2 separate regions of the Homo sapiens genome follow, and region 1 is linked to region 2. A link is an interaction called in ENCODE POLR2A ChIA-PET data of the cell type or tissue named here. Cell type or tissue: HepG2. All regions are shown on one strand. Links, peaks and the distances in the headings refer to the core of each region. The heading gives the core; the rest is flanking DNA. Region 1 overlaps PEMT (phosphatidylethanolamine N-methyltransferase). Region 2 has its middle 31 kb from the start of MED9.

Evidence for each region. ChIA-PET counts read pairs that join two places held together with the same protein. Peaks named below come from ENCODE experiments on the same cell type or tissue, not always from the same donor. Only the 100,000 strongest peaks of a DNase experiment are listed, where the experiment ranks them.
Region 1: POLR2A ChIA-PET joins it to region 2 with 7 read pairs; 2 of 35 experiments call an interaction of 5 or more read pairs at or near these places.

What each region holds. Positions count from the first base shown.
Region 1 is chr17:17,531,537-17,547,522 of GRCh38, forward strand. All of the region lies in intron 2 of PEMT (phosphatidylethanolamine N-methyltransferase), which reads right to left. Among named protein-coding and RNA genes, the nearest start is that of RASD1, 43 kb to the left of the region's middle. RefSeq lists enhancers at 4,336-9,337, 13,829-14,328. In HepG2, for the core only: no CTCF peak of the experiment used is centred there; a DNase peak (open chromatin) is centred at 7,285.
Region 2 is chr17:17,437,611-17,453,596 of GRCh38, forward strand. No RefSeq gene overlaps it. Among named protein-coding and RNA genes, the nearest start is that of MED9, 31 kb to the right of the region's middle. RefSeq lists enhancers at 4,153-4,998, 8,183-9,382, 12,481-12,982. In HepG2, for the core only: no CTCF peak of the experiment used is centred there; DNase peaks (open chromatin) are centred at 8,321, 8,761, 9,250 and 9,894; H3K4me3 peaks cover 876 bases.

The DNA of each region.
Region 1 (15,986 bases), core at 5,904-8,403, 92 kb after region 2:
GATGTCTGACAAAGTGCTAAGGCAATTCAGTGGAGAAAGGACAGCCTTTCCACAGATGCCACTGGAACAATTGGCTATCATATGCAAAAAAAAAAAAAAAAAAAAAAAAAGAACTTCAATCCATAACTCAGAAAAAATATAAAAATGAATTCAAGATGGACTATAAATAGAAATATAAACCTAAATCTATATATAAATATATCAATCTAAATATATAAAGCCTTCTAAAACTTTTAGAAGAAAATAGACTAGAGAGAATCTTTATGATCTTGGATTATATGATGATTTCTTAGGCACAATATGAAAAGCATGATTCATAAAAGAAAACGTGATAACTTGAAATTCACCAAACTTTTAAAGCTTCTTCTCTTCAAAAGACATTCTTGATAGAATGAAAGGATCAGCCATAGACTGGCAGAAAATATTGGCAAAGCACATACTTCTTGAGGGACTTATATCAAAAATATATACAGAACTCTTAGAACTTGATAATAAGAAAACAAAAAACTCAATTTTTTTCAATGGGCAGAAAAACCCAAAGCTAACATCATACTTAATGGTGAAAGACTGGATGCCTTCCCCCTAAACTCAGCAACAAGACAATGAAAGGACGTTCACTCTTACCACTGCAATTCAACTTTGTACTAGAGGTTTTAGCCAGGGCAATTGGACAAGAAAATCAAATAAAGGCATTCAGATTGAAAAGAAATATGTAAAACTAACTCTATCCACAGATGACATAATCTCATACATTAAAAATCCTAAGGAATCCACTAAAAAAATTTCAAGCTAATAAATGAGTTTAGCAAGGCCACAAGATACGATTGTATTTCTACACATTTGCAATAAAAAGTCTGAAAGCAGGAATCAAAAAAACAATTCCATTTACTATAGCAATTAAAGGAGTAAAATACTTAAGAATAAATATAACAAAAGTACAAAACTTACTCTCTGAAAATGAAACATTGTTCAAAGAAACAAAAGATCTAAATAAATGGACAGACATCCCATGTTCATGGATTACAGACTGGATAAGATGGCAATACTCTCCAAACTGATCTAGAGATTCAATGCAGTCACAATCAGAATCTCAGCTGGCTTCTTTGTAAAACTGACAAGCTGATTCTAACATCCATATGGATATTTAAGGGTCACAAAATATCCAAAACAATCTTTTTTTAAAAAAAGACAAAAAACAAAAAACAAAAAGGCCAGGCTCAGTGGCTCATGCCTATAATCCCAGCACTTTGGGAGGCCAAGGCAGGCATATCACCTGAGACCAGGAGTTCAAGACCAGCCTGGCCAACATGGCGAAACCTGTCTCTACTGAAAATACAAAAATTAGCTGGGAGTGGTGGTGGGCATACGTAATCCCAGCTACTCGTAAGGCTGAGGCAGGAGAATCGCTTGAACTCGGGAGGCAGAGGTTGCAGTGAGCCGAGATCGTGCTATCGCACTCCAGCCTGGGTGACAGAGTGAGGCTCCATCTCAAAAAAACACAAAAAAACAAAAAACCAAAGTTGGAGGACTCACTTCCTGATTTCAAACTTACCACAATGCAACAGTAATCAAGACAGTGTGGCACTGACATAGGGATAGACATAGACCAATGGAATAGCATACAGAGCCCAGAAATAAACTTCCACATACATGGCAAGTGATTTCCAACAAGGCTGCCAAAACAAATGAATGTGGAAAGAATAGCCTTTTCAACAAATAGCACAAGGACAACAGGATATTCACATGCAAAAGAATGAAGGTGGACTCTCAGCCTCACATCATATACAAAAACTAACTCGAAATGGATCAAAGACCTAAATGTAAGAGCTAAAACTATAAAACTCTTAGAAGAAAACATAGGTATAAATCTTCATGACCCTGGATTTAGCAATGGTTTCTCAGATGCAACACCAAAAGCACAAGCAATGAAAGAAAAATAAACTGGCTTTATCAAATATTTAGACTTTTATACTTCAAATGATTCTATCATGAAAATACAAAGACAACCCACAGAATGGGTGAACATATTTGTAAATTATTTATCTGATAAAGGATTGTATCTAGAATACATAAAGAATTCTTACAAAATGGCTAAAAGTAAAGAGGGTTGGAGAGAAGCAGAGCAATTAGAATGCTCACTCCTTGCTAGAATGCAAAATGGCACAATCACTTCTGAAGGCAGTTCGGCAGTGTCTCTCTTTTTTTTTTTTTTGAGACAGAGTCTTGCTCTGTTGCCCAGGCTGGAGTGCAGTGGTGCGATCTCGGCTCACTGCAACCTCCGTCTCCCAAGTTCTAGCAATTCTCCTGCCTCAGCCTCCCAAGTAGCTGGGATTACAGGTGCATGCCACGACACCCGGCTAATTTTTGTATTTTTAGTAGAGATAGGGGTTTCAACATGTTGGCTAGGCTGGTCTTGAACTCCTGACCTCAGGTGATCCACTCACCTCGGCCTCGCAAGGGATTACAGACATGAGCCACTGCATCCAGCCCAGTTTGGCAGTCTCTTGAAGTGTTATGCACACACCTACCACCACATGACCCAGCCATTCCACTCCTAGTATTTACTTAAGAAAGATGAAAGCAGCTATCCAGGCAGACTTGAACATGGATGTTTACAGTAGCTTTACTTGTAATAGTCAAAACCTGGAGACAATCCAAATGTCCATCAACCAGTGAATAAGTAAACAAACTACGGTGAATGGATACAATGGAATACTACTCAGCACTAAAAAGGAACTACCAGTCCATGCAAGAGCATCCATCACCCACAAAATAACTATGCTGAGTGAAAGAAGCCAGACAAACATAGAGTATACTGTATGATTCCATTTTCATAAAATTCCTGAAAATGCAAACTAATGTCCAGTGACAGAAAGCAGATCAGCAGCAGCCTGGGTTAGAAAGGGCAAGAGGGGCTGGGGGGATCTCAAAGGTGGGAATGGATATGTTCACAGTCTTAACCTGAGTACGTGCCTCCTGGCTGTAGAAACACATCAAAACTCAAATTGTAGGCAGGGCACAGCGGCTCTTGCCTGTAATCCCAACACTCTGGGACTTTGGGAGGCCAAGGCAGGAGGATTGCTTGAACCCAGGAGTTTGAGACAAGATTGGGCCAGATGGTGAGACCCCCATCTCTACAAAAATAAAAACATTAGCCAGTGCAGTGGCACATGCCTGTAGCCCCAGCTACTCTGGAAGCTGAGGTGGGAGGATCACTTGAGCCCAGGAGTTCAATGCTGCAGCACGAATGCACTCCAGCCTGGGCGACAGAGCAAGACCCCATCTCTAAAAAAGGCAACTCAAATTGTATGCTTCATATAGGTGCACTTTGTTGTAAGTTGGTTATTCCTCTATAAGGCTATTTTATTTTATTTTATTTTATTTTATTTTATTTTATTTTTTGAGATGGAGTCTCGCTCTGTCACCCAGGCTGGCACAGTCTCAGCTCACTACAACCTCTGCCTCCCGGATTCAAGCAATTCTCCTGCCTCAGCCTCCAGAGTAGCTGCGATTACAGGTGTGCGCCCCTATGCCTGGTTAATTTTTGTATTTTTAGTAGAGAGGGGTTTCACCATGTTGGCCAGGCTGGTCTCAAACTTCTGACCTCAGGTGATTCACTAGCCTTGGCTTCTCAAAGTGCTGGGATTACAGGCTGAACCACCACGTCTGGCCTGTAAGGCTATTTTAAAATGAAATTATTAATTTTGCTGAATGTTTAATGTATTATATTATTAAAAGTCCTTACTTATGGCCAGGCATAGTGGCTCACATCTGTAATTCCAGCACTTTGGGAGGCCGAGGCGGGTGGATCACGAGGTTGGGAGATCAAGACCATCCTGGCCAACGTGGCGAAACCCCGTCTCTACTAAAAATACAAAAATTGGCCAAGCATGGTGGCATGTGCCTGTAATCCTAGCTACTCAGGAGGCTGAGGCAGGAGAATGGCTTGAACCCAGGAGACGAGGTTACAGTGAGCTGAGATCGCGCCACTGCACTCCAGCCTGGGCGACAGACTGAGACTCCGTCTCAAGAAAAAAAAAAAAAAAGTCCTTACTTGTTAGAGATACATTCTGCATTTCATATGCATGTGAGATATTTACTGATGAAATTTGATGTCTGGATTTGCTTTAAAACACTCTAGTGAAAGGAAGCAGACAGGAGTGAAGGGGAAGAGGCGGAGAGGGGGCAGAAGACAGATGAAACAAGAATGACATATTGTGAGAGAATTCTTGAAGCTGGGCATTGGGTACGGTGGTGCAGGGGTCATTAAACGGTTCTAGTTTAGTGTATGTTGCATATTTTTGAAAATAAAAAGTTAGAAGGCAAATCCAGGCTTCACTGTTTCCCAGCTGTGTGAGCTCAGGCAGGTCCCCAACTTCCCTAAGGGTGACAGTCCCCATCGGTGAGCAGGGGATGCCCCTGCCCTCCCTTGGGTTCTGTGAGGGCCTTGGTCCAGTGTCTGGCAACGACTCCCTTATTCTGCCACTGTCTCCCCAAGGGCCTACAATCTCCTTAACTGTGGCATGCAGGCCCTGTGCCACTGCACTGACTGTGGCATGCAGGCTCTGATGACACCCACAGCACAGTGACGTCAGCCGACACTGGCACAGGGCCTGCTGCACACCAGGCGCTGGGGTGAGTGCAGCCATGTATCCTATTCAATCTGCATGCCAGCCCCACGGGGGACGTCCGATAGTGTGCCTCCCTTGCAGGACTTGCCAAGGACACACAGTGAGTAAATGGATTGTAACTCAGGTCTGGCTTCAGTTATGACCCCTGCCACATGCTGTTCCTGAACATTCTGGGGCCTCCCAACTCTGATGGGGGAATCTGTGCCAATCTGACTTCACGGGACCATCTCCCCTCACTCAGACCCCAGCCTCTGTCCTTGGCTTCACCCAACAAGCTCAGGCCAAGTTCAAAGGCCTCCTCTGTCTGCCTCCGGGTCCGAAGCACAACCAGGCAGTCCCCAACCTTCCTCCTGCACACGGGAGCCCCAGGGTTGCTTGTTACCTCTATCAAGAACTCAGCAGCCCCGCAAGGAACAGACCAGCAAAGGTGACCTCATGGGAGTGTCCATGCCCTGGCTGGCTCCTGTGGGTTTGAGCAGAGGGAAATGGTACAGAGCTGTCCCTTCCTCACCCAGTGGGAAAGTCAATGGTGTTCCTCTCATGAGGGCCTGCTACACCTGCCCGTCCACCAGGTGCGACTCATGCTCTGTGCTCCCTGCATCCACTGAAATGGTCCATTGGCCCCGTGGGACCTGGTATGGCCGGGAGCAGGATGAGGCTGGCCTGGCAGTGTCAGCCCCTACTCAGGGCGGCTCTGGTTCATGGTGCTGTCGGGTCTGGCCCAGTCTGAGTGGAAGGCAAGAGGCTCACAGCCCGAAACCCTTCACCAGTGCCAGCACCCAGCCCGGGAAGTCAGGGAGTGCGGGGTCTCCCTCAGCAGGTAAGACGGCCTCAGCTGCCCTTACAGGCCGGGGGGCACGGGAGGGACAGGGTGTCTGCTACGTGCTCCACTGACGGGTCCCACTGGAGATTTCAGGCTGGACGATGACAATACATTTTGCTCCTTTTCCCTGTCTGTCTGAGGGTCTCTGAGCCCTGCTTACACAGATGGCTCTGTCCTGAATGTGGGGCTGCTGCTGCCCTGGAAAGAAGGAGGGAGCCAGCATGCTCAGAGTCCAGCTCGGAGGTGGGAGCCCAGAGCTCCTCGAATCCTGCCCTGCTCCTGTGAGGAGGACCCACCTGCTCCTGGGCCTGGCCCCCTTTGCCTTCCCCTTGCCCTGCTACTAAGAACCCCCCACCGGCCAGAGGGCAGATGCTGTCCCTGCAGGTTCCCAACCCCTGCCCTCCATGGGTGACTGTGGTCCAGCGACAGCAGAGGCCAGCTCCAGCCCAACACACCGGGCTCCCCCAAGCCTAGCCCAGCCCAGCCCAGGACCCTGAGCCATCCCCGTGCCCAGCAGCCTGCAGGGGCCTTCCCCATGCTGGCCCAGGCCTCAGGCGAGATCCCCTGTGTGTGTGCCACTCAGCTGCTGATTAGTCATGCTCTGCACGTGGCCACCTCTTCCATCCCTGATACTTGTCTTCTGGGAGAAAGCAGGAGGAGAGATAAGATAGAGTGGGAGAAAGAGAAGGAAAGGCCCGGACCACTCTTTGCTCCTGGAAGCTCTGGCCCTGAGACTGGGAGAGACAGACAAGCCTTCCAGCAGTATGACCTGTGCCTAGATTTCCCGGGGAGGGAGATTTGAGACATGGACAGTGCCTGCTGCAGGGCCCAGCATGGCGTAGAAGGCAGGTGTCTTTCCTTCCCGCCACTCAGCCTTCCAGGAGGATGTTTGTTGACTTGGAAGACAGTCACACAGTTGTGACTTGGGTGGGACCTCATCCTCACGTCCAACCTGCCACCTCCAGGGAAGATCAGGGCAGAAATCACCAGGGAGTGGTCAGCTGGCAAACGCCCTCCTCAGGAAGGGACAGCTGCTGCCGGGACCCATGGCATGCCCGTCCTTGCTGTCTGAGGTGGTCTCTCCAACGCTGCAACAGGGGGCCAGTCAGGGGCCTGGGTCCCAGCCCTCCCAGCCCTCAGTGACCTGCAGGCCCCACGATGGTAGAGGGAGGGTGCTAAAGAGCTGGGTACCTGAGCCCAACTGGACAGGGAGGCAGGGAGGTCACTCCATCAATACACGCTGAGCGGCTTCTCCAAAGACGATGGCCACCAGCGGCAAAGAGAGCCTCAGGCCAGGACAGAGGCAGTATTGTGCCATTGCTGTCACAGCTCTCACTTAAATAAAATATATATCTAAAAATTTGCCTCAGGCTGGGCAACAAATTGAGACCCTATCTCTACAAACAATTGAAAAATTCTCTGGGCATGGTGGCACATGCCTGTAGTCCCAGCTACTTGAGAGGCTGAGGCAGGAGGATCACTTGAGCCCAGGAATTTGAGGCTGCAGTGAGCTTGGATTACACCATTGCATTCCAGCCTGGGTGGCAGAACAAGACTCTGTCTCCAAAAAAAGAAAAAAAAAATTAATAAATACATTAAAGGGGAAGAGGCAGTTGTTTCATCAGAAGATTCGCTGAGTCATTTAAATAGGGAGGCTTTCTACTGCATTTATGATGTCTGATTTATGCGCAGCTTTTTAAAGTGTCTTTTCTTTTTACATAAAACAAACCCACCTGTACAAAGCAACTGAAAAAGTAGCTTAGGAGTGACTCCAACTATTAACCAAATATAGCACAAAGCGTGATCCGCCTTCTTGGGTCAATATTTACCTGGACTTCAGCCTGCCTCGGAAAGGAAATTTGAAAATATTTGGCGAGTGGCAGAATGGTTGTCTGGCTACACAGGCCGATAAGCAGCTGGGGCTCAGGTTTCCAAGCTGGCCTTTTATGGGCGAGAGACATTATCACCATCATCAACGCCCATGTGCTAGTAGTAGGACCCACTGTCAGCCAGCTTTTTGTTTTGTTTTTGTTTCTTAAAGATTAGTATATTTTAGAAGGGGGGACTTTAAAAATCATTTTTAGGTCAGATTTATGAAGGTAACACATAAAGTAAAATGTACCCTTTTTAATGCACAGGTCTGTGAGTTTTGTTGTTGTTGTTTGATTTTAGTAAAGATGGGGTCTCGCTATGTTGCCCAGGCTGGTCTCCAACTGTTGGTCTTAAGCAATCCTCCTGCCTTGGCCTCCCAAAATGCTGGGGTTACAGCTGTAAGCCACTGTGCCCCAACCAGGTCTATGAGTCTTGACAAATGCATACCACCACCACATCAGGACACAGCACTTCCAGCCAGCTCCAGGCTCCAACCCAGAGCTGGGCCCTTCCCTGTCCCACCCCAGACACTCCTGTCCTGTGTTCCATCCCGTTTCCCTCCTCAAGTGTCACAGAAATGGAATCGCGCAGGCTGTGGCATCCTGCACTTGGTATGATGCCTCTGCGATGCGCCCAGGGTGTCACATGTATCCCCAGCTTGTTCCTTTTTGTGGCTACGCAGGATTCTTTGGTGTGGACGTGCCACAGTCCGTGTGTCCCTGCCCCAGCTGAGGGACTGCTCGTGGGATTTTGCTACTGTGTAACTGTGTATTTTCATTTCTCTGAGGGCCAATGTGCTGTCAGCTAATCACGATCATGGGGCCTGAATCAGCTCACAAGGTCACTGTGCAGGGGAACCATTGCCCTCATTCAGGGGCACAGAGCCCCGGGCACAGCCCTGCAGCTGAGAAGTATCAAGGCATCCGGCCTGTGGGACTCCACCCCTGTATCACCACCCTCTGTCTGCCGCAGCCCCTGTGCCCCACCCATGCACTGGCGCCTGAATCTCTCAGGAGCGTGGGCAGGAGGGGTCCTGGGAGGCTGGTGCAGGAAAGACTGACCACGCAGGTGGCAGGGAGCTCACAGCCTCCACGCAGGAGGCTCGGGAGCAGGAGGGCCCACCCCAGGAGTGCAGGGACAGGGGAGGACAAGGAACAAAGGCTGGGGGCATGGAAGGACAGAGACATCTTCTGGAAAAGACAGAATCTGAGTTGAACCTGGAAGCAACGCCCCAAGGGAAGGGGCCAAAATGGGCAGCAGCCAGCCCTGGCCGTGGGTGGGGATGGGGCAGGGGCGCAGGATGGAGGGTGGGGCCTGGAGGGCTCATGGAGGAAGGAAGAAGAGCCTCAGAGGGGCCTTCCAATCCCAGCTCCAACCCTCCCTCCCCCGACAGAAGACCCCCAACATGGGGCAATGGCCGGGACGAGGAGGGGGCTGCCCCAGGTGGACTCTGCGCTCTATCCCAGTGCCTCCTCTGCGCCTGCTTTGCCCAGAGCACACAGGTGAAAGCACCAACTTCGGGCTGAGCACAGCACACGTGAGGGAGGGTGGCCAGCCAGCATGAGTTCTGGCATTATGTCCCAGGGGGTCAGGGGAACTGAGCCCCAGGAAGACTCCCTAGGCAGGTGGCAGCAGCCACTGTGCAAGGAGAGGAGCCAGTGAGTCAGGAGCACCAGCTGGCCTCCACCAGCCAGACCCCCAGAACCCGCGTCTACTTGAGGACACTGTCAGAAGGAGCCCAACTTCCAGGCAGCTGCAGGATGAGAGGCCCCAGGCAGGCTCCGCCCCTCCCCATGCTGCCCCTCTCCAACAGGGTCCCCGCAGCACAGCCCACTTCTCCAGGCAGGCTCAGGGTTCAGAGGGTCGTGCAGCATGCAGCCTCCTTCTCACCCTCTCCTGCAGTGACCCCCTCGCTCCCCCACCTTGGACAGCACCTGGCACAGTGCCCACTCATCACTGGCGAGTGAATGGGCTCCCGAGTGCTCCCCTGTGAGCACCTCAAGGCATACAACAGGTACTCAGTAAATGTTCGCTGATTATAAATCTGCAGTGGGCAGGGAGTGTCTCCACTGCCTGGTATTTGTCTATTCTCTTCTTGCTTTCTGTGGGCACTGACAGCAGTGACTGCCAGTTTCAGTGCCAGCCCCGTGCTGAGTCCAGCCACCCTGGCCGCTGAGTGCTCGGCTGAGACGGGGACAGAGCCACCACTGGGATTCTGGGGTCACAGATGCATCTGCATGTTTATTCCAACAGACAGGATTGTTGCTGACGTTAGCAGAATTGTGCTCCGCCTGCTGCTATATAGAGCACCCATATGAGGTAGGCGCCAGGCCCAAGACTGGGCATTACAGAAGCACCCCATCCTCCCAGAGCCCTGCAAGGAAGATGTCTCCCTCACGCACGGACAGGTGCGGTGGTGCCTCAAAGTTTCCCGAGTCAGCTGAACCACCTGATCCCGAGCCCCAGCTCTTTCAGCTCCTCCAGCTCTACACATTCCTAAAACCCAGGCTGCCCACCAAACAGGAAGCAGGGAGCATCGTGGACCGTGGCCCGCAGCACCTGTCCCCACTTAGCTCCCAGGAGAGAAGGCTGGCAGGCAGCCCCAAGACCACCGGCCGCAGCAGCAGCGGGGCATGGGCAGGCTCGGACATGGCGGGCCTCATCCCAAGGCGCCAGTTCCCTGGGCCCAGCTCCAGCGAGCCAGAGCCCACACACTGAACTTGAAACATCTGCCCAGACCTGGGACTGCTGCAGGGCCTAAAGCAGCGGTGAGCACAGGTTTGTTGAGGCTTCTGGGGATAAATATTTTGATATCTGTGCTCCAGGAAAGGATTCTGAGCTTCAGAGATGAAGCAACCTGCCCAAGAAGGCTCCTCAGCGACCGGGGCCTGCCCAGGGTGTCTGCAGCCAGCACAGCTGTGGCCTGGGCTGCCAAGGCAGAAACGTTTCCTCATGAGCCCCTTGCCCAGAGAGAAACGGCTGCTACCCCTGGCCCCAAGGCTAAAACGACAGGCCACAGACATGTGAGCCCAACACCCAGGGCTCATCTGCCTGGTACTGGCCCCTGAATATCAGTGCCTGAGCCAGAAGGGCACAGCCCACCTTCCTCTTTTTTCTTTTTTCTTTTTCTTTTTTTGAGATGCAGTCTTGCTCTGTTGCTCAGGCTGGAGTGCAGCAGCATGATCTCTGCTCACTGAAACCTCCACCTACCAGGTTCAAGCAATTCTCCTGCCTCAGCCTCCCAAGTAGCTGGGATTACAGGTGCTCACCACCACACCCAGCTAATTTTTGTATTTTTAGTAGAGACGGGATTTCACCATGTTGGCCAGGCTGGTCTCAAACTCCTGACCTCAGGTGATCTACCCGCCTCAGCCTCCCAAAGAGCTGGGATTACAGGCGTGAGCCACTACGCCTGGCCCACCTTGTTCTTCTTTAAGGCAAACACCGTGCCAAGCAACCTGGTTTGCCTGATTGAGCTCCCGCTCAGTTAATCCAGAAACAGGGGCCTACGTGGCCTCTGGGGACTGGCTTGGGATAGAGGGTGCTTGCTCAGGTCACCCCAGATGAGCCTTCTCCATATCCTCAGCTCACCACGGGCTCCTGGGATTACCTCCCGCCACCTCCAACTACCCTCCTGGCTAACGCTTTCCTCTCAGGCCATGGGGAGAGCAGGCTGAACCATGCCAAGGACACAAACAGATTGAGGGCAGGGCCTTCGTGTTTTGGTGGGATTGTCTTTCATGGAGGAAAAACAGGGGAATGGGTTATGCCCTCCAGTAATGACAGTGACCACAATCCTGGTGTTTCTAGAATCTTTCAGTTTCAGGGCTTTTCCACATGCACAAGTCCATGAGATCCTCGCCTGGGCTCTGTGAAGTAGCCAGGATTATACATGTGATCCCATCTCACAGATGAGCAAACCCAGGTTGAGGGCAGCCTGCAGGGACTGGGCCGCCCCCTCCTTTGCACCGTTCGGCCACCGTTGCAGGAGCAGGGCCCAAGGCTGCAGGGAGTACCCCAGGGGATGGGCAGTGAAGCTGCCGTTCCTGCACACTGCCGGGTCTAGAGGACTCTGAGGCTGGAAGGGGCATGGGGACATCATTCTTCTCCTCTCCAGCTGCCTTCCCCCAGAGCATGGCCTCCTCGCATCAGTTACTTAAATCAGTTACTTAAACCCAGTGTGGTTCCCAGACCAGCAGCACCACCGGGGAAGCATGTCAGAATGCAGACTCTCAGGCCCTGGCCCGGGCCACTCGGCCACATTCTGCATCTGCTTCCGATCCCCAGGACTGTGGAGAAGCCACGTCGTGTCCTACAGAGTCCTGAGGGCCTCGCATGTGCATGTGACCACTGACCGTCCACTGCCAGGGCGTTCTTCCCAAGTGCGACCATGGGGACTCTGCTGAGCACTCCACACTGTCCTTTCCTTCGTCTGCCTTCCTCAGGCATACGGCAGTGAATCCTGCAGAAGTCTCAACAGGCTCAGTACCAGGACCCAGCCCTTCACCACATTCAGTGGCCCTTCCAAGCATGTGGCCCCAGACCAGGAGCTCCTGCGGCACTGGGAAGGTGGCTGCCCTTTGAAGGGGCCACGGAAGGCAGCGCACGCCACCTGGATCCCGGGCCCTCTGCCTGAAGCACAGCTGCAGTGACTTTCATGAAGGCATGAAATGCTCTCACGACAAAGGGCAAAATCCAGCTTGTGCTTTTTTTTTTTAAGATGGAGTTTTGCTCTTGTTACCCCAGGTGGAGGGCAGGGGCACGATCTCGGCTCACTGCAAACTTCGCCTCCCAGGTTCAAGTGATTCTCCTGCCTCAGCCTCCTGAGTAGCTGGGATTATAGGCATGCACCACCACATCCAGCTAATTTTTGTATTTTCAGCAGGGACAGGGTTTCACCATGTTGGCCAGGCTGGTCTTGAACTGCTGACCTCAGGTGACCTGCTTGCCTCAGCCTCCCAGAGTGTTGGGATTACGGGCGTGAGCCACGGCGCCCAGCCAGCTCATGCCTTTTTTGACCCAAAATAGAACCTCTGAGCTTGACCATGCATACAATTTGCTAGATGACTGTCAGTGACTTGCCTCCATGTGGGAGGAGAGAACTCCAAGGCTGAGGTCCCATTTCGAGGCATCTGAGAACACAGCCTTGCTAGACGTCTTAATGCCTCCTATAGGACTGGCAGCTTAGAGGGCAGACGTGGTCGGTGAGGGGGGCACTGGACGGGGGTCAGGAAAGTTGAGCACCTAGTGCATGCAGAACACATCCTGTGGATTATTACAGAATCCTCCTGACAATCCACGAGGAAAGAACTTTATTTTATATAAGGAAACAAGAACATGGAGGCACCCAGACAGTGAGTAACTGGCCCAAAGCCACACAGCTGGGAAGCAGGAAGCCCAGCTTGTGTTTCTTTTTCTTTTCTTTTTTTTTTTTTTAGACGGAGTTTTGCTCTTGTCGCCCAGGCTGGAGTGCAATGGTGTGATCTCGGCTCACTGCAACCTCCACCTCCCGGGTTCAAGCGATTCTCCTGCCTCAGCCTCCCGAGTAGCTGGGATTACAGGTGCCCACCACCACGCCCAGCTAATTTTCGTATTTGTAGTAGAGACAGGGTTTCACCATGTTGGCCAGGCTGGTCTTGAACTCCTGACCTCAGGCATCCCAAAGTGCAGGGATTACAGGCAGGAGCCACCGCATCCGGCCTCCAGCTTGTGTTTCTAACCATGAAGTCCCCCCACTGCCCCGATTCACTGCACAGACCACAGCCTTGGTGTCCTCAAGTGTGACGGGCAGGGGCTGGCACAGGTGCTCATGAACATCTGAACCAGCTCTGGCTTCCTTTAGTCCTCCGAACAGAAAAGACGTTTCAAAATGGAGGCAGAACAGGGCGGCTTTCTCCACTTCCCAACCAGCAGACACGGGTCCAAGAGAATCTTCCCTGCTGAACCAGGACCATCATCCATGTGTGAAATTGGGGGCAGAAAGGCGGGCATTTTAGCCACCAAACTCCAGTTTGGAGACTGACCCCAGCTGCAGCATTCTTACCAAGGGACCTGGACATGTTATTTTGGAAGGAAGGAGAAAGGAGGCGAACAGGCCAGCCGTTCTCTCCAGAGGGAGTCCAAGGTGGGCCCGGGCCCGGGTTAACTTGGACAAGGCACTTCCTGTTCCAAAGGGCCACTCAGCTTCCCGTGCAGGCGGCCACCAAGGAGCTGTCTGGCCTCACATCCCTCAGGGTCCTTGCCGGGCCACACCCTATTTAAAACCTGACCTCTCAGGGCAGTCTAGGAATCATGGCGTGTTGAGCGGGGCAGCCGGGACCTCAGTTGTCCTGTTCTAGAGCATTCTGATGGACCTCACCCGCCCATGCAGGTCACCTGTATAAGGACAAAGGACAAACACACCTTGAAGCCCCTCACCGTCCTGGCGTCCCAGCCCACCTCTCACCCAGGTCTGTCCAGGGTGTGCCCGGAGGTCACATGCCCCATGGTCTCCAGCACGTTGCATGCTCCTCACAGTGTTCCTGCCACCTGGAGGAGCCCATTGCCTGCCTACATTACAGGTGCTGTCAGGCCATGCTGAAGATCCTCCTCTTGTGGCCGCCGTCCCCACAAGTCCCAGCCCCAGGGCCATTCCTATGGGCCCACTGGAGAAGCCACAGCCCATGCCACCAGGCTGGGCTCCTTGTCCTGCATGCTGAGTCTTGGCTTCAACTCCTACACCAGAGACGGCCTCCTCTGCTCTTTCTGCGGGGCCGGGTCCAGCCCATGACTCATTCATTCATGCCATTCCAGAACAAACCCTACTTTTGCCTGCTTCCAAACTTTTGCTCAAAATGTTCTCTTTTGTGATAATGAAGTTGTGCTGAGGTAGGAAATGTCCTCCGTTTTAGAGATGCTATGATGGAGTGCAGAGGGACAGGTCACAGCGTTCGTGACGTCAGCTACCAAGGCAGGATGTACTGGAATCTAAGGGCTGATGTTTGGAGGTTCGTCCTCTCTACTTTTCTGTATGCTTAAAATTTGTCAATTTAAAAAAGTACCGCTCTGCCTGAAAAACCAATTCCTTTCCTTGCCTGTCTCTTCCTGCTAAAATCTCTTTCCTTCTGGAAGGAGGCCACGACTGACCTTCCATCTTCTGTCCCTGGGCCACCTTGCCTGGGCTCACTCCCAGCACAGCATCTGCTGAGCCCTGAAGCCTCTTCTGTACCCATCTTATGTCCTCAAGCAGCCTATAAACTTGCCAGGTGGGGCCGAGCCTCCCCACACCTCCCTGGGGCGATGCACAGACGCTCTGGCTGGATCCAGTGGCCTGGGCTAGAAGGCGGTGTCACCTGAGGCCAATGAAGCCATCACTAACAGGAGAAGAAAGGAGATGATGGCACCTGTGGAGAAGGGCATGTGTGGGCCACGGCATGTCCTGATGCCTGCTGGACACCACTGCCCCTGGGTTTGGCCGGGCTTTGCTCTCCCGTGTCTTGGTGGCTAGCCAGGCAGCCCTGAACCCACCAGGCAGAATCAAATGGCCTGAGCCCCTCCCAGGAGCAGCAGGGCTTTCTCCACCACATTTTCAGAAGCAGGCTTGGTTCAAACTGGTGCCAGGCTGGTGGGGGGTGCAGTGGGCATGATCAGGTTTAAGTGACTCTCATTGTTTCTGACATTTGCTAATAAGGCTGATAAGGCCCCGGGAAGAAAATTACAAGATAACGGGATGGCATCAGCTGGGCTAGGAAGAGTGGCCTGGCCACCTGCCACCCATCCAGCCCCCAGGCCTCTGCTCACAGGCGCCTGCCTTCGTCCGACCCTGGGGAGCCTCCCTGTCCACCCTGGGGCTGGCCTAGCCTATGGCCAAAGAGAGGCTGGGACAAGGTGGGGCATTAGTAGCCCAACAGGGCTTGCAATTTGGAAGCAGGCCAGGAAATCCCAAATAGCTCTCGACCATTGCTGAGTTTAGATGACAACCAAGGCTGCCTCATTATCTTCACAGCTGCAGTCAAAGCAAAGTTGGTTCATTTGCTACGTGCTGACCCTCTCCATTTAAAGGACAGAAAAGAAAGAGGTGGCCGTGGCTGGACCTCTGCATGCACTGGTGACTGCAGGATGAAGCTGCCCATCGTCAGAAGAGCTCCAGGGGGCCTGCGCCCCCGAAGAGCTGGGCTGCCCACTGGTCTCCAGCTCCAGGCGTGCTCTCGAGCCACATGCTCCGCCTGGGGGGCACCCAATGTTCCCTATTAGCAGCTCCGCTGTTACTGCAGGATAATTAATTCAATCAGAAATAATTGAACAGGCAAGGAGCTCCGAGGTGCTATTTCTCACCTGCTGAGGCAGAGAGAAATATTTGCAAACCAGCCCCAACTGCAAGCAAATGCCAGCCATAGTCCTCCCAAAGTGCAGAGCTCCCGACCCCTCTCCACACACAGATCTGTTCTTCAGGTAGCTATGGAGGGCTGCCAAGTGCCAGGCCCTGGGGCACTAGGGCAAGCAGGCGAGGCGTTCAGGGCCTCTGCCCAAGGGGGCCTCCTGTCTGTGCCGCATGGACTCTGTGTGATGATGCCAGAGATGCGCTCGCCAAAGAACAGGGTGCTGGGAGAAAGAATAACCTGGAGCGAGGGCAGTCAGGGAGGTGACCTTCACACTGTGGCGTGCAGGATGAAAAGCAGACA
Region 2 (15,986 bases), core at 7,662-10,161:
AGTCGCTTCTGATGTCTGGGCTCCATCCTTGTGGGAGACTCCCAGCTAAGCCCAGGGCTTATAGGGCCCTGCTGTTTTGTTCCAGCTGCAGATGGCAGCAGGGCTAGCTTTCTCGTGCCTTTAGAGTCCCACACATCTAGGGTTTGTCTGTCTATATTGTGGACTCCGTGGGGGCTCCGGGTCTCATCAGGCAACATGGCCGACGTGCAATACATATGTGTTGAATTGACATTAAATTCAGCCAGGTATAATGCCCAGAAAGACAAATACTGCATGTTCTCACTCCTATGTGGGGGCTCAGAAGGTGGATCTCACAGAGGAAGTGAATGGAGTGCCGGCTACCAGAGGCTGGGAAGGGCAGGAGGGAGAGGGGATGGAGAGGTTGGTTCATGGGTACAAGCATACAGTTAGATAGGAATAAGCTCTAGTGTTTGACAGCACAGTAGGTGACTATAGTTATCAATAATGCATTGTATATTTCACAATACCTAGAACAGAAGATTTGGAATGTCCTCAACACAAAGGAATGATATGTGTTTGAGGTAATGGAAATCCTAATTACCCTGACATGATCATTACACATTGTACGCATGTATCAAAATATCACGTGGACCCCATAATATGATTATGTATCAATCAAAATTGTTAGCCAGGTATAGTATGGCAGTTCCTTAAAAACTTAAACATAGGCTGGGCGTTGTGGCTCACGCCTGTAATCCCAGCACTTTGGGAGGCCGAGGTGGGCGGATCACCTGAGGCCCGGAGTTCGAAACCAGCCTGACCAACATGGAGAAACCCCGTCTGTATAAAAATACAAAATTAGCCAGGCGTGGTGGTGCATGCCTGTAATCCCAGCTACTCCAGAGGCTGAGGCAGGAGAATGGCTTGAACCTGCGAGGCGGAGGTTGCTGTGAGCCAAGATTGTGCAATTGCACTCCAGCCTGGGCAACAAGAGCAAAACTCCATCTCAAAAAAAAAAAAAAAAATTAAACATAGAATCACAACATGACCCACAATTCCACTTCTGGGTATATGCCCAAAAGAATTGAAAGCAGGGACTTGAACAGACATTTGTTTATAGTTGTATTATTCAAAATAGCAAAAAGATGGGACAAGCCAAATGTTCATTAACAGATAAATATGTAAACAAGATGCAGTATATCCATACAGAAACCAGGAATAAAATTCTAAGCCCCCCTAACCAACTGAATGGACCTCCTCTTGGCCAAGGGCATTCCAAAGTTAATCTGAGGCCAGGCACGGTGGCTCATGCCTGTAATCCAAGCACTTTGGGAGGCCAAGGCGGGTGGATCACCTGAGGTCAGGAGTTTGAGGCCAGCCTGGCCAACGTGATAAAACCCCGTCTCTACTAAAAATACAAAAATTAGCCGGGCGTGGTGGCAGGCACCTGTAATCCCAGCTACTTGAGAGGCTGAGGCAGGAGAATCACTTGAACCTGGGAGGCAGAGGTTGCAGTGAGCCGAGATTGTGCCACTGCACTCCAGCCTGGGCAACAGAGAGAGACTCTGTCTCAAAAAAAAACAAAAATGAAAACAAAGTTTTTGTTTGGCGGTCCAGCCATGATGGGAATAAGGGGTCAGGCATGCCTCCTTATACCCTCCCTACTTTGAAATTCAGGCATAACTGACCAATATTAACATTAAAACAGAGACCTTAAGAGAATTTATTCTTTCTGAAGCCTGCTACCTCACCTGCATAATAAAATTCTTGGTCTCCACAACCCCTAATTTTAACCCATACACTCCCTTCTATTGATTCCAGGTCTTTAGATAAACTCTTTCAACCAACCGCCAATCAGAAAATCTTTGAATCCACCTATGACCTGGAAGCCTCCTGAGGCTGTGTCACGGGCATGTCCTTAACCTTGGCAAAATGGACTTTGAAATTGATTGAGACTTGTCTCAGATACTTTGGGTTTACACATACAATGGAATATCATTCAACTTTAAAAAGGAAGAAATTTTTAAAGGAAGAAAAAAGAAAAAGGAAGAAAATTTTGACACATGCTACAACATGGCTGAACCTTAAGGACTTCATGCTAAGTGAAATAAGCCAGTCACAAAAGAACAAATAGTAAATGTGTAATTCCACTTATATGAGGTACCTAAAGTAGTCAGATTCATAGAGACAGAGAGTAAAACAGTAACTGTCAGGGGCTGGGGGAGGACGGGATAGGGAGTTACTGTTTAATGGGTATAGAGTTTCCGTTTGGGAAGATGAAAAACATTCTGGAGATGAATGGTGGTGATGGTCCCACAACAGTGTTAATGCACGTAATGGCACTGAACTGTACACATAAAAGGGATTAAGATGGTAAATGTGTTATACATTTTTCACCACAATTGAAAGCATATATTATTTTTAATTAATTTTAGCCTGGTAATCTCTCAGTGTCACCTTGTTTTGGTGCTGCTCTATGTAGATTGTTCAACATAGTACAAAACACGACTGGAAAAGATCAATCTTGCTGACATTTACTCGGGCTTAAGATATGGCTCAAGGGCCTTGCTCTTTTGGTCTTGTGCAAACCGCCCACAGTCCACCTGCTGGCTGGATGCCCTCATTGCAGGCAAAGCACCAGGATTTCTTATAATACCACCCATAGACCCAAGTAGGATCCTGGTGGCCTCGTGGTAAGCTGTGACAGGAATGCACAAGGATCTCCTGGCTTGTTGGCTGGCATCGCTGGCCCAGTGATGTGAGGTGAAGGGATTCTTTGCTCTGACTCAGCTCAATCCCCCTGTACAAAGGGACTAGGTGGGCTTGCTGTGCTTTTGGAAGGACCAGAAAAATCTGCTTCCTTCACTCACTGGGAGCCATGTATTCTCTTTGACTTTTGTTTGCAGGAGCAAAACAAACAGATGCTTGGGGAAAACCAACCAAAAAGGGGGGAAGGGGAGGCTGGTGCTGGCTGGCAACCTTGACTCAGCGCTCGGCAGGAGGTCCATTCGGAACAGAAACCCTCACCCTGCACTTTCCTCACCCAGCCCTGAAATCACAAACAACCCCTTGGCCAGGGTCCTAATGAGCCTCTGACAAACACAGCCCGCCCTCCTGACACAGAAAAGACAATTAGACATGCACAAGTGGCCTGTGAAATGCCAGGCTGGGCACTTGAGCTCTCCATGAATGGCACCCCCTGTACCCTGGGCCTTCTCGGAAAAACATTGCTTGGGTTCCTTACGGGTGGTAATGGCTAATAATGCAGAGAGAACACCGTGTTTTGGTTTCAGGCCTTTGGCCAGGGCGGTGAGAGAGGGGTGTGTGTGTGTGTGTTTAGTGATGGTAGTGGGGTGATATTTATTTTCATTTCTCCATCATAAAGGAATTGAAGTCCTATAGCATGTCAGCAATGTCAATGTTTCAGGGTGAAATAAACAAGTAAAAGGTGTTAGCGTTCAGATGAGCTCTAGCAGCCTGTGACGTTAGGAAAATCGCCAACTCCTGGGGCCTCAGTCTTCTCATCTGTAAAATGAGGATAATAATAGAAACCACCTTCCACTCATGGTGATTGAGTGAGCCATCGCAGGTAAAGCACTCAGCCCCAGGCCTGGAACATAGGACTCATTGAACATTGGCTATTAACTTAAAAGCAAGCGTTATGCGTTTTAGTCTATTTAAGGAGCCACTTTTGAATATCTGCTTGTGAACTCCTATATGAAGTTGGCTGTGAAAACACAGAAAACACAGTCTTTATGCTCACAGAGCTTGAGGACAACCAGGGTGACAAGAAAACCATCCGGGCAGGGCCAGCTCAATGCTGGCGCGTTGGCACCAACCAGGAGACAGCTGTGGCTTGCTTTAGGTCTGTTTGTTTCTTCTAATTTGTGTTATCTTTTTTCCTTTGGTGGTGGAGGAAGGGCGGTTTCTGTAGGCCGCAGACAGCAGGGTATGGATCATTGGTCTGGTCAGGCTTTAATCAAGTGAAAATCTGCTCTTCATTTGTTTGTTACTGCTACAAAGCACATGATTTTCTTTTTTTTTTTTTTTTTTTTCCACATCTGTTTTTTTTGTTTTTGTTTTTGTTTTTTTTTAATTTATTTATTTTTTATTGATAATTCTTGGGTGTTTCTCACAGAGGGGGATTTGGCAGGGTCATAGGACAATAGTGGAGGGAAGGTCAGCAGATAAACAAGTGAACAAAGGTCTCTGGTTTTCCTAGGCAGAGGACCCTGCGGCCTTCAGCAGTGTTTGTGTCCCTGGGTACTTGAGATTAGGGAGTGGTGACGACTCTTAACGAGCATGCTGCCTTCAAGCATCTGTTTAACAAAGCACATCTTGCACCGCCCTTAATCCATTTAACCCTGAGTGGACACAGCACATGTTTCAGAGAGCACAGGGTTGGGGGTAAGGTCACAGATCAACAGGATCCCAAGGCAGAAGTTTTCTTAGTACAGAACAAAATGAAAAGTCTCCCATGTCTACTTCTTTCTACACAGACACGGCAACCATCCGATTTCTCAATCTTTTCCCCACCTTTCCCGCCTTTCTATTCCACAAAGCCGCCATTGTCATCCTGGCCCGTTCTCAATGAGCTGTTGGGCACACCTCCCAGACGGGGTGGTGGCCGGGCAGAGGGGCTCCTCACTTCCCAGTAGGGGCGGCCGGGCAGAGGCGCCCCTCACCTCCCGGACGGGGCGGCTGGCCGGGCGGGGGGCTGACCCCCCCACCTCCCTCCCGGACGGGGCGGCTGGCCTGGCAGAGGGGCTCCTCACTTCCCAGTAGGGGCGGCCAGGCAGAGGCGCCCCTCACCTCCCAGACGGGGCGGCTGGCCGGGCGGGAGGCTGACGCCCCGACCTCCCTCCCAGACGGGGCGGCTGGCCTGGCGGGGGGCTGAACCCACCTCCCTCCCTGACGGGGCGGCTGGCCGGGCGGGGGGCTGACCCCCCCACCTCCCTCCCGGACGGGGCGGCTGGCCGGGCGGGGGGCTGACCCCCCCACCTCCCTCCCGGACGGGGCGGCTGGCCGGGTGGGGGGCTGACCCCCCCCACCTCCCTCCCGGTACCGGGACGGCTGGCCTGGGCGGGGGGCTGACCCCCCCCACCTCCCTCCCGGACCGGGCGGCTGGCCGGGCGGGGGGCTGACCCCCCCCACCTCCCTCCCGGACGGGGCGGCTGGCCGGGCGGGGGGCTGACCCCCCCACCTTCCCTCCCGGACGGGGCGGCTGGCCGGGCAGAGGGGCTCCTCACTTCCCAGTAGGGGCGGCCAGGCAGAGGCACCCCTCACCTCCCGGACGGGGCGGCTGGCCGGGCGGGAGGCTGACGCCCCGACCTCCCTCCCGGACGGGGCGGCTGGCCTGGCGGGGGGCTGACCTCCCCACCTCCCTCCCGGACGGGGCCGCTGGCCGGGCGGGGGGCTGACCCCCCCCACCTCCCTCCCGGACGGGGCGGCTGGCCGGGCGGGGGGCTGACCCCCCCCACCTCCCTCCCGGACGGGGCGGCTGGCCGGGTGGGGGGCTGACCCCCCCCACCTCCCTCCCGGACGGGGCCGCTGGCCGGGCAGAGGGGCTCCTCACTTCCCAGTAGGGGTGGCCAGGCAGAGGCGCCCCTCACCTCCCGGACGGGGCGGCTGGCCGGGCTGGAGGCTGACGCCCCGACCTCCCTCCCGGACGGGGCGGCTGGCCTGGCGGGGGGCTGACCCCCCCACCTCCCTCCCTGACGGGGCGGCTGGCTGGGCGCAAAGCACATGATTTTCAAGGGATAAGTTGTTAGGATGTTTTTAATTGTGATGATGAAATTCCAGCTCAAGTTAACTTAAGCAAAAGTAAACAAGCAAAATTCCAAAAAGGGAGTTTACTTTCTTACATAATTTCAGAGAACAAAGATGGGTGTCTTGCTAGCTTCAGTCATAGCTGGACCCAGGTGCTCAAATCTCTCTCTTTCTCTCTCTTCTTTCTTCATTGTCTGATAGCTTCAGGCATACACAGTAAACCCTCAGCTCATGATTTCAGAGTAAGAGAGAGCCTCCTCTTGGACCAACAACTCTAGACTGGGAAATGGGGCACCACAGTTGGCCAGACATGGGTTGCATTCCCCCAAAGCCAGGGGATAGGTTGACCAGCAGCTTCACAGGACCCACATGGGGCAGATGGGATGCAAGGCTGACAAACTATCAGTGAGACTCTGTGGATAGAAAGCATGAGTAGGCGCCAAACATTTCACGTAAGCAGCGAATATGCAGGCTTCCTCTTTGCATCTCACCCAACTATGCTTAAAATGGCTTGTCTGGCACACTTTGAGGGGTCAGCCTACTTCCTTGCATTCAAAAGGTGAAGAGTTTCTAACTCTTTGTTCTTGAATCAAACCAAGTGACTGAAGACTAAGTGTTCCAGATGGGCCAACCACGCAGCAGCATGGTGGCAGCTCTGAGATGCTGCCCAGTGAGCCCCAGTAGTCACATCCTGGAGAGTCCCCTCTTCACTGAATAGGACCCATCTGGCAACCAGTAGGACTGCAGAAATGATGTCCAAGGCTAGGCCATAAAAGACATGGTTCCTGCCTTGCTCTCCTTGAATCACTTCCTCGGGAGCAGCCAACTGCCATGTTGTAAGGACACTTAAGCAGCTCTGTAGAGGAGTCCATGTGGTGGGAAACTGAGGCCTCCCACCAACAGCCAGCACCAACCTGCCAGGCATGTGGGTGCACCACCTCAGAGGTAAATCCTCCAGCCCCAGTTCAGCCTCTAATGACACAACCCCAGCTGATACCCTGACTGCAACCCCATGAAATCCCTGAGCCAGAACCACCCAGCTAAGCCACTCCTGAATTCCTGACCCACAGAAACTATGAAATAATAAATGTTCATTGTTGTTTCAAGCCACTAAGTTTTGGGGTCATTTGTTACACAGCAGTAGAAATCTGATACAGGCATATTGTGGTCCCTTCCTCCCTTCCCAGGGACAGAGTCACTTTGGAAAGCTTCCTTGGATCATTTTCAAAGCACTTCTCAATAACTATCTTAGTTCTTGTTACAAAGTTTCAGTTTCACAAATGGACTCACACGGATATCACAGGCTGCTCCAACCCTCAACAGTGAATTTGCCGATAAAACAAAATCAGGGACTAGGTGTGGTGGCTCATGCCTGTAATCCCAGCACTTTGGGAGGCCAAGGCGGATGGATCACCTGAGGTCAGGAGTTCGAGACCAGCCTGACCAACATGGAGAAACCTCATCTCTACTAAAAATACAAAATTAGCCGGGCATGGTGGCACATGCCTGTAATCCCAGCTACCCGGGAGGCTGAGGTAGGAGAATCGTTTGAACCTAGGAGACGGAGGTTGCAGTGAGCCGAGATTGTGCCACTGCCCTCCAGCCTGGGGAACAGAGTGAAAAAAAAAATCAGATTTCCACTGCATTTACTTCCCTCTCCTGTACTAGATATGGAGGTAGTTGAAATTCTAACAGGAAGGATGCCTTCAAAGTTCGGTCAGTCTCCCTCCTTGTTACTGCATATGACGGGTGGTATCACACACTATCACAATACTGCAAAGTCATTGATAACATGTGGCAGGAGTGCCCTGGGTTCTGAAGCCCCATGAAGTCCTCCAGGCGGTCTTCTGGCTGAAGTAGTGCCTCCCTGGCAGATGAGCTAGAATTCAAGGAAGTCTGATCCTAGGCTGCTTGCATCAAGGGAGAACTCGGGGAAGAGGTGGATCCTGAGCACACCCTTCAATGCCCCCCTTCCCTGAGGTGACTGGGACATACCCCACACATACCCCACCTGGGTCCCCTGCTGTTGCAAAGCAGTTTCCCTCCCCCTCCCACAAGCCCTCAGTCACGTAGGTGCCAGCACCTGGGCCCCTCCCACAGACAGCCCCATGCTGAGCACCTTTCTGATCCTATGTCATTGCTGGCGTTTGCTTTTCCTCCCCTCTCAGGATCCAGATGTTATCATTCCCCAGGAGCTCAAACTACTCCATCTCCCTGGTCTCCCATCGTTGAACTCCAATCATGGAAAGAATGCCATACAAGCTAGTGCTCCTCAGTGTACCAGCCAGGACTCTGCAAGTGACAGAAAGCCCCGCACACAGGCTCCAGCCCATCCTCAGGTCTCTGCCTCCTGCTCCGGCTCTGGCTTCCTCCGCATGTTGGATTCGTATGGGTTGGTCCCCAGCTGCCCTGTGAGGCAAGGCAGGCCTTGATGTTCACTTGCCATATCAGGTCCCGCCTGCCTCTGCAGAAAAATTTTAGGCTCCTCAAGGTCTGGGTCCACTTCTACTCCTCCTATCAGAGTGTAAATAAAAACAGTCTCCTCATCCTGCCCCTGCTCATATAACCTCTGTGACAGGATGCTCACTACTTGGAGAAGTAACTCTTTTTGCGGAGCTGGTCTCCGCCCCTTCTGTGACTGCCACCCACTGGGCCAGTTCTGCCTAATAGCAAAGAACACTGCTCACCAATCTTCTTTCCTTTCCTTCCTTCCCTTTTGCCCATAAGTCACCGATGGATGGACTGGACCCATGGGCAACGTCTGTGGATGACGCTGTGTTTGTCCTTCCACAGGGCGTGGGGCTCCTCCACCCTGCATCAGGCACAAGCCTGCTTTTGGGGAAAGTCCCACCATCTCATTTTCCCTTGCCTAAAATAGCTACTTCCTTTATGGGGAATGCAGTGTGGTGGGGAGCAATGAAAGGGATGAGGTAAGTCATCCACAGATGCCTGGTTTGGAATCATTCCTGAAAAGGTCAGCGTTTTCATCAGCCAAACAGGAGGCAGGGCACTTCCGGCTGGTCATTAACCAAGGCAAACAGCGTGGCGGGGAAAGTCAAAGCCATAGCCAACCACAAACAAACAAGTCATGTATCCTCTGTGGAGGTGACTTTCTTCTGAAGGAATGTGTGGTTGTTTGCAGATAATATCAAATCCATTTCACGTCAGATCAGGATGACAGACAGCCAGAGGCTATTGGGGTCTCACATTAAATGGCTCTTTTATGGTAATAAATTGTTTCCTTTTCACGGTTGCATGAGCAATCTCAAGTTTTATTTTGAGGTGTCAACTGCCCTCAGGGACACCTGCCACAGGTGGGATCTTGGGTCCTGGCCACCATATGTGAGAGAGCAGACCCTGGCTGAGTCACTCAGCTGTGGTCGCATCACCTCTGTCCCTGCCCCACTGCTCAGCCCCATGCAGGCTGGCAGGGGAGGCCTCCTCTCCCCCATGGGGTCTCCCTTTCTTCCTCTCACACTGATCATTGGAAAGAGTGGCTTGCATTTGCCACAGTGCTGAGGGCTGTCAGTCTTCACAGCTGAGGAAATGACATGATTTGTTGGGAGCCACTTGAAATAACCAGTTCCCCAGCTGGTCTCGCTGTCCCTGTGCTGGCAGCCCTGCTGACGTGGGGCCTGGCTAGACAGAGGTGGGCCTTCTGTGCCCTCACCTGGGCCATCCCCACCATGCGGTGAGGTTGGGTTGCATCCAGCCAGGAGGCAGCTGGCAGGGCCCTGTGGCTTGTCTGAGGACCCAAGGGGGAACTTATCAGAGGGCAAGAGAGAAAGAGGGCTGAGGGGTGGTATGTAAGAGGGAGGGGGCTAGGAGAGTGTAGATGCTTCCTGAAAGGTCACGGATTCTATTGGAATTCCCAGCCAAACTTCAGGACTGGGAAACACCCTTCTTAGGAGGTGGCTAGGGGCTCAGGCTGGCTTGGCTCATTCCTGGCCTGCAGGCCTTGCTCCTGAGCACAGGGCAGGGGCTGCCGGCCCCGGTTCAGAATGGGATCTGAAAGCTGCCTGGAAAGAATGGGCCTCTGGATCAGGATCACCAGGGTGGGACCTGGATATTTCCCATAGTCACCAGACGTGTTGCTCAGAGGGAGGTTCCTGGCCAGCAGCTTTGTTGGCATCACCTGGGAGCTTGTTGGAAATGCAGAACCTTGAGCTCTGCCCAGACTTACTCCCTCAGAATCTGCATGGTAAATGATCTCTGCTGACCCGGGCACTGGGGTTCAAGGACCTCGGCCCTGCCAAATCTGAAATCCAGAGCTAGGCCAAAGTACACTTGTGGAATCAGGATGCTGAATCTAAGTTAAATGCAGAAGCATCCTTTGAGCAAAGGTGGTGGAGTGGGCTGAATTATGACCCTCTCAAAAGATGTCCATGTCTCAGAAATGCAGAATGTGACCTTATTTGGAAACAGAGTCTTTGCAGATACAATTAAGATCTTGAGGTGAAATCACCCTGAATCATCCAAGTGGGTCCTAAATCCAATGACAAGTGTCCTTGTAAGAGAAGAGGAGAAGACACAGAGACACAGGCAAGAAGACCACGCAAAGACAGAGACAGAGATTGGAGTGATGTGGCCACAAGCCAAGAAACACCTGGAGCCACCAGAAGCTGGAGGAGGTAGGAAAGATCCTCCCCCCAAGCTTTTAGAGCGCAAACCCCTGCAGAAACCTTGGTTTTGGACTTCTGGCTTCCAGAACAGTGAGACATTACATTTGTGTTGTTGTAATGATTACAGCAACCACAGGAAACTAAAGCAGGTAGCCTTTTCAGACTCTGCAGAGGAAAAAAAAGCATGGCCAAAGTTACCCAAGAAAGAGTTGATGACCCCACCAGTCCCCAGTCACAGCAGTCTTAGCTTTGTTCCCAGAATTAGCTGACCTCCTCCACCCCATTTCCTTATTCCTTTTTAATGCTCCACAAAACCCAAGGACAGTCGAGACCTGGTCCTGCGTGGCTGCCTGATCACCAGACCGTCAAAAGCTGCCGGCTCCTTCATGCTCCCAAACGTGACTATTTTATTTACTCTTAACTTCATCTTGTTTGGAAATTATTTAAAGCAGTTTCAATGGAGTCAAACTGAGTCATATTTTAACTGCTTAAGTACCACTTAAAAACAGACTTTATGAGTTCACTCGGATTAAGAAACAAAAAAGGAAATAAAAGAAAAATGAAATAAAATAAAAAAGAATAAAAACAGATGTCAACAAGTCCTTTGGCAAATGATCCCACAATGGCTTCATTTTCTGAGCTTAGATGGCGCTAGATGAGGTTAATTTCAAACGAGGTATACTAGTACTAGATTCGAATGGACAGAAACTCTGAAGGTTCTGGGATCGTTTTCCTTTTAGAAAGTTTTCAGGATTCAAAGATAAAGATTCAGGGCAGTGGTTCTCAACTTTGACTCACACTAGAATCATTTGGGGAGCTTAAAAAGAACAGCCACATTCCAGACTCTCCCCAGATCAGGTAAGTCAGAATCTTGGCGGGTAAAGCCCACCCTGGGGCTCCATGGAACCCCTGAGCCAGACCCTGCACCCAGCTTCGCACTGACCTCCACATGCTGCAGGGTGTAGTGTGGTCATGTGCCCAGGGCTGGCCAATCAGATGTGCTCACCCTGAGCTCAGCTGTGAAGGGGCAGGTACCATCCGGGATCCATTCTGCCAGGCATGATAACAGGCAGTGCCAGTGTGGACAGTGGTGGGATAAGCTGTGGGCTGGCACCCCATCGTACAGATGAGGACACAGCTCAGAGGGATCCAGAGACTTGTCCAAAGTCCCATAACTAAGGACTGGCAGAGCTGGGATTTGAACCAGCCCCTCTGGCTGCAACGCCTGCCACCTTTTCCTCCCTTGAAACAGCTCCATGCCTTAATTAGGGGCAGTGTTGGCCAGGCGCGGTGGCTCATGCCTGTAATCCCAGCACTTTGAGAGGCCGAAGCGGGCGGATCACCTGAGGTCAGGAGTTCGAGACCAGCCTGGCCAACATGGTGAAACCCTGTCTCTACCAAAAATACAAAAATTAGCTGGGTGTGATGGCAGGAGCCTGTAATCCCAGCTACTCAGGAAGCTGAGGCAGGAGAATTGCTTGAACCTGGGAGGTGGAAGGTGCGGTGAGCAGAGATGGTGCCACTGCACTCTAGCCTCGGTCACAAGAGCAAAACTCCATCTCAAAAAAAAAAAAAAAAAAAAATTAGGGGCAGTGTTCTGGACTCTGGCTTTCAGGCCTAGCTCTCTGATTCTCCCAGCACATCCATGAGCAACCAAACATGCCTTCTGCTTTTTTTCAAAGTTAATTTTGTTATTGAAGTATCAGATACATACAGAAAAGATCACAGATCCTAAGTGTGCAGTTCAATGAAGTTTGACAAAGCAAACACACTCATGTAATCAGAACCCAGACCAAGAAATAGAACAGGGCCAGCACCTTAGAGACTCTCCCAGGGTCTCTCCTCCCAAACATAACCACCACCAGATTTCTAGATTGGTTCTGCTTGTTTTTGAGCTTTATAGAAACAGCATGATATAGTGCACACCCTTTTCGTGTCTGGCTTCTTTGAGTTAGCGTGGGTGAGAGTCATCCATGCTGCTGTACGTAGCTGAGGTTTCTCCATCCTCCGTGCTGTCTGGTGTGAAGGGCCGTAACCAGCTTACCTGTTCTATTGTGAATGGACATTTGATGTTTGAATGGTGCTGCTAGGAATATTCTATTCTTATGCCTGTCTTTTGGCACCAGTGTGTACCCAATACCCTCTTAAGAAATGCTTCTGCTAAAGTGAGCAGAGTTGGTCTATGTTGTTTACAGCTAAGCACCTTGGTTGATGCCATTTATAAGCACTACTATTGTCCCCACTTTACAGAGGAGGAAACTGAGGTTCAGAGAGAGGTTCAGCCACAGGCCAGGCACAGCTGCGGCCTTAGTTACAAGGCCATGTCACTAAAGAGTAGCAGAGCTGGGATTTGATCAGAGCTGTCCTCTTAACCACTAGTTAAGGGACACAAGTGCATCTCCGCCCCTTAGACCTGCCTGATGCCGCACAGCGGTTTAACAGATAATACCCACCCCCTTGATGGAAATGGCTGGGGCGGGGGACTGAGAGCTGCACTGATGGTGCTGTCCTGGGCAGGGCTTGGGATGTCGCCAGCATGCAGGAGCCCTGAGAGGAGGATCAGTCCCTTCCAAGAGGGATATGAGGGAGGGGGAAGCCTCCTGGGCTGCCACTGCTCCTGGCAGCAGCCCTTCCAGAGGGAGGCTCCTCCCTGAGGGCAGGGGAGCTTCCTTTCGGAGGAGAGGGCAGGCTCCTTCGCTGGGCAGAGCGGTGGTCTGGGCATTGCTGAAGCGGCCAGTGGAGACAGGGATCCCAGCCTTGAGATTCACCCTCTGCCTCCCATGGGAATCCTAAGTAAGAAAATGATGCTTCTGACTGACTGTCTGGCAGCCCCTGGTGAAGAGCTGTCCCTACCCACTCACCTCTGCAAATAGCAGAATGGCATATGGTGGCAGAAGGAAGGGTCCAGAAGGTAGTTCTTCTGCGGAATGACCCATGCGATGGGCTGCTCTGTGACGCATTGGAGTGGGGATCATTTCCTTGCAGTGGAGGAGTGGGTCAGAGGCCGGGCTTGTCACATGGAAGTCCCTCCTGGGGATGGGCCACTGACAGATCCCTCTGTAAACAGCATTTGCATCAGATTCACTGCTCCAGAAAGTGGGGATCAGGGTCCCTGAAGCCAAGGAGCAGGCATAGAAGAGGCCAGAGGTGACTGGCAGCATATTTGACAGGATGCATAAATCTTGTTAAATGGGAGAGAAGCCAAACACGCTGGCTTTGTATGGGCAATTTAGACCTTCCTAGGTCATTCCCTGCAGGGACTGCAGGCCTCAGTGTAGTCTCTGATCTGCAGCAGCTGCAACAGCATCTAGGAACTTGTTAGACTTACTGGTTTTCAGGTTGCTACTTAATCGGAAGTTCTTCAGGTGGGGCCCAGCATTCTGTGTTTTAACATGCCAAGGGGATTCTGACGCATGCTGAAGTTTGAAAGCCACCAGCATAGTGCAATATGAAGTAGGCATTATCATCAATCCCATCTCACAGCTGAGGGAACAGAAGGTCTGAGCCAGTTTTACCCCAAGTTACACAATTAATAGGAAAGACAACAAAATTAGGTGCAGCTGTGAATAACAAAAATCGAACTCCAGAGCACCATGAACTAAACAAAATTGTTTATTTTTCCTTCATGGTCCAAGATAGCTGCTGAAGCTCCAGCCGTTGTGTCCATATTCTAGGCAGCAAAAAGGAGGGAAAGGGCCAGGCGCAGTAGCTCACGCCTGTAATCCCAACACTTTGGGAGGACGAGGCAGGTGGATCACTTGAGGTCAGGAGTTCGAGACCAGCCTGGCCAACACGGTGAAACCCCATCTCCACAAAAAATGCAAAATTAGCCAGGCATGATGGCGTGCACCTGTAATCCCAGCTACTCAGGAGGCTGAGGCAGGAGAATTGCTTGAACGGGAGGTTGCAGTGTTGCAGTGAGCCAAGATCGCGCCACTGCATTCCAGCCTGGGTGACAGAGCGAGACTCCGTCTCAAAAAAAAAAAAAAAAAAAAAAAAAAACCACTGTGCTCCAGCCTGGGTGACAGAGTGACACTTTGCACTTTGTCTCAAAACAAAAACAAACAAACAAAACAAGTAAAGGGAGGAAGGTCCCACCCTGTCCCTGTAGGGGACACTTCCTAAAATTGTATATACGGCTTCAGCTTACATCTCATTGGCTGCAATTTAGTCAATTGCTTCACCTAGCAGAAAGAGAGGCTGGGAGAATAAAGTCTGGGTCCTAAGTGACTATGCATGCAGGTAAAACTTGGGGTTCTGCTGCTATAGAAGAGCCTCGATAATGGGGAACAACTAGGCAGTCTCTGCCGCAAGAGTGTATCTGAGAATCAACCCAGGGCTTCTAATTTCACCATCTGAAGTTATGTTTTTGTTTAAATGTTGTCTTTATCTTCCCCTTTTAGAAGTCCCACCAAAAGCAAGCCTTCTTGGAAGTCTTCTCCGTTGCTGCTGTCTCCCCAATGCCTAGAACGATGCCTGGCTTGTAGTGGTGATCTTTGCTTGCTATTGAATATACTACTTTAAAAATTAAATTAAATACCTCATGTGAGAGAAGCTTTTTCAGGGTCTGGCACATGGAAGGTACTCAGAATGTGGTTGCTGCTATGTATTTAAAGCAGTGCTTCCCAACAAAGCCCCGCTGGCCCCTGGCAAGGTTTACCTCTTAGACTCTCAATCCCACCACCACCGCCTGCCTGCATGTACAGACTTGCACACAAATCTTGGCCCTTTCATTGGACTTTAAGAATAATCAGTGCTGGTCAGGCGCAGTGGCTCACTCCTTTAATCTCAGCACTCTGGAAGGCTGAGGTGGGCGGATCACTTGAGGTCAGGAGTTTGAGACCAGCCTGGGCAACATGGTGAAACCCCATCTCCACCAAAAAAAAAAAAAAAATTAGCCAAGTGTGGTGGTGCATGCCTGTAGTCCCCAACTACTTAGGAGGCTGAGGCAAGTGAATTACTTGAACCTGGGAGGCAGAGGTTGCAGTGAGCCAAGTTTGAGCCACTGCACTCCAGCCTGGTCAACAGAGCAAGACTCTGTCTCAAAAAAAAAAAAAAAAAAAAAAAAAATCAGTGCTGTTTGATTGGGTCTGGAGAATGCAAGCCACAGCCCAAGTAAGCAACTAGATTGGGAGAGAAAATTCATCTCGCCATTTCTTGTACAAGCCTGGAAGTAGGCCTTAAGAACAAAGCTGGGCTCAGGCTGCCGTGATGGGGTGTCTGTCTATTCTGGCGTTTGTCATTTGAGCTTTTCCTTCGTAGGTGCAGCCTTCTTGGGTTCCAGGGACTTGGTGCCCTTACTTACAGCCCATTGGGTGCCTGCCCCTTGTCGCCAGTGTTCAGGTTTGTGGTCACCCCTATGTTGCCTAACTGGGTCAGGCTGGATGGAGCCGGGAGGGCTGTTTGCGTTGGCTGCTTTTCCCTGTCAACTGTCACACACGAATGCAGCCTCCAAAATTCAATTTAACATAAATCTTGCCATTTGGACCAAGGCAAGTGGGCCTTATTCAAATCCGAACAGTCTATTATTGAGCTCGGAAACAGACAATAGCTGATGCTGTGATGTTCAGTTGCAACTGCCCTAATTACAGACAAACACTAATTTCATAGGATTTTTTAGAGTGAAGCAAATCT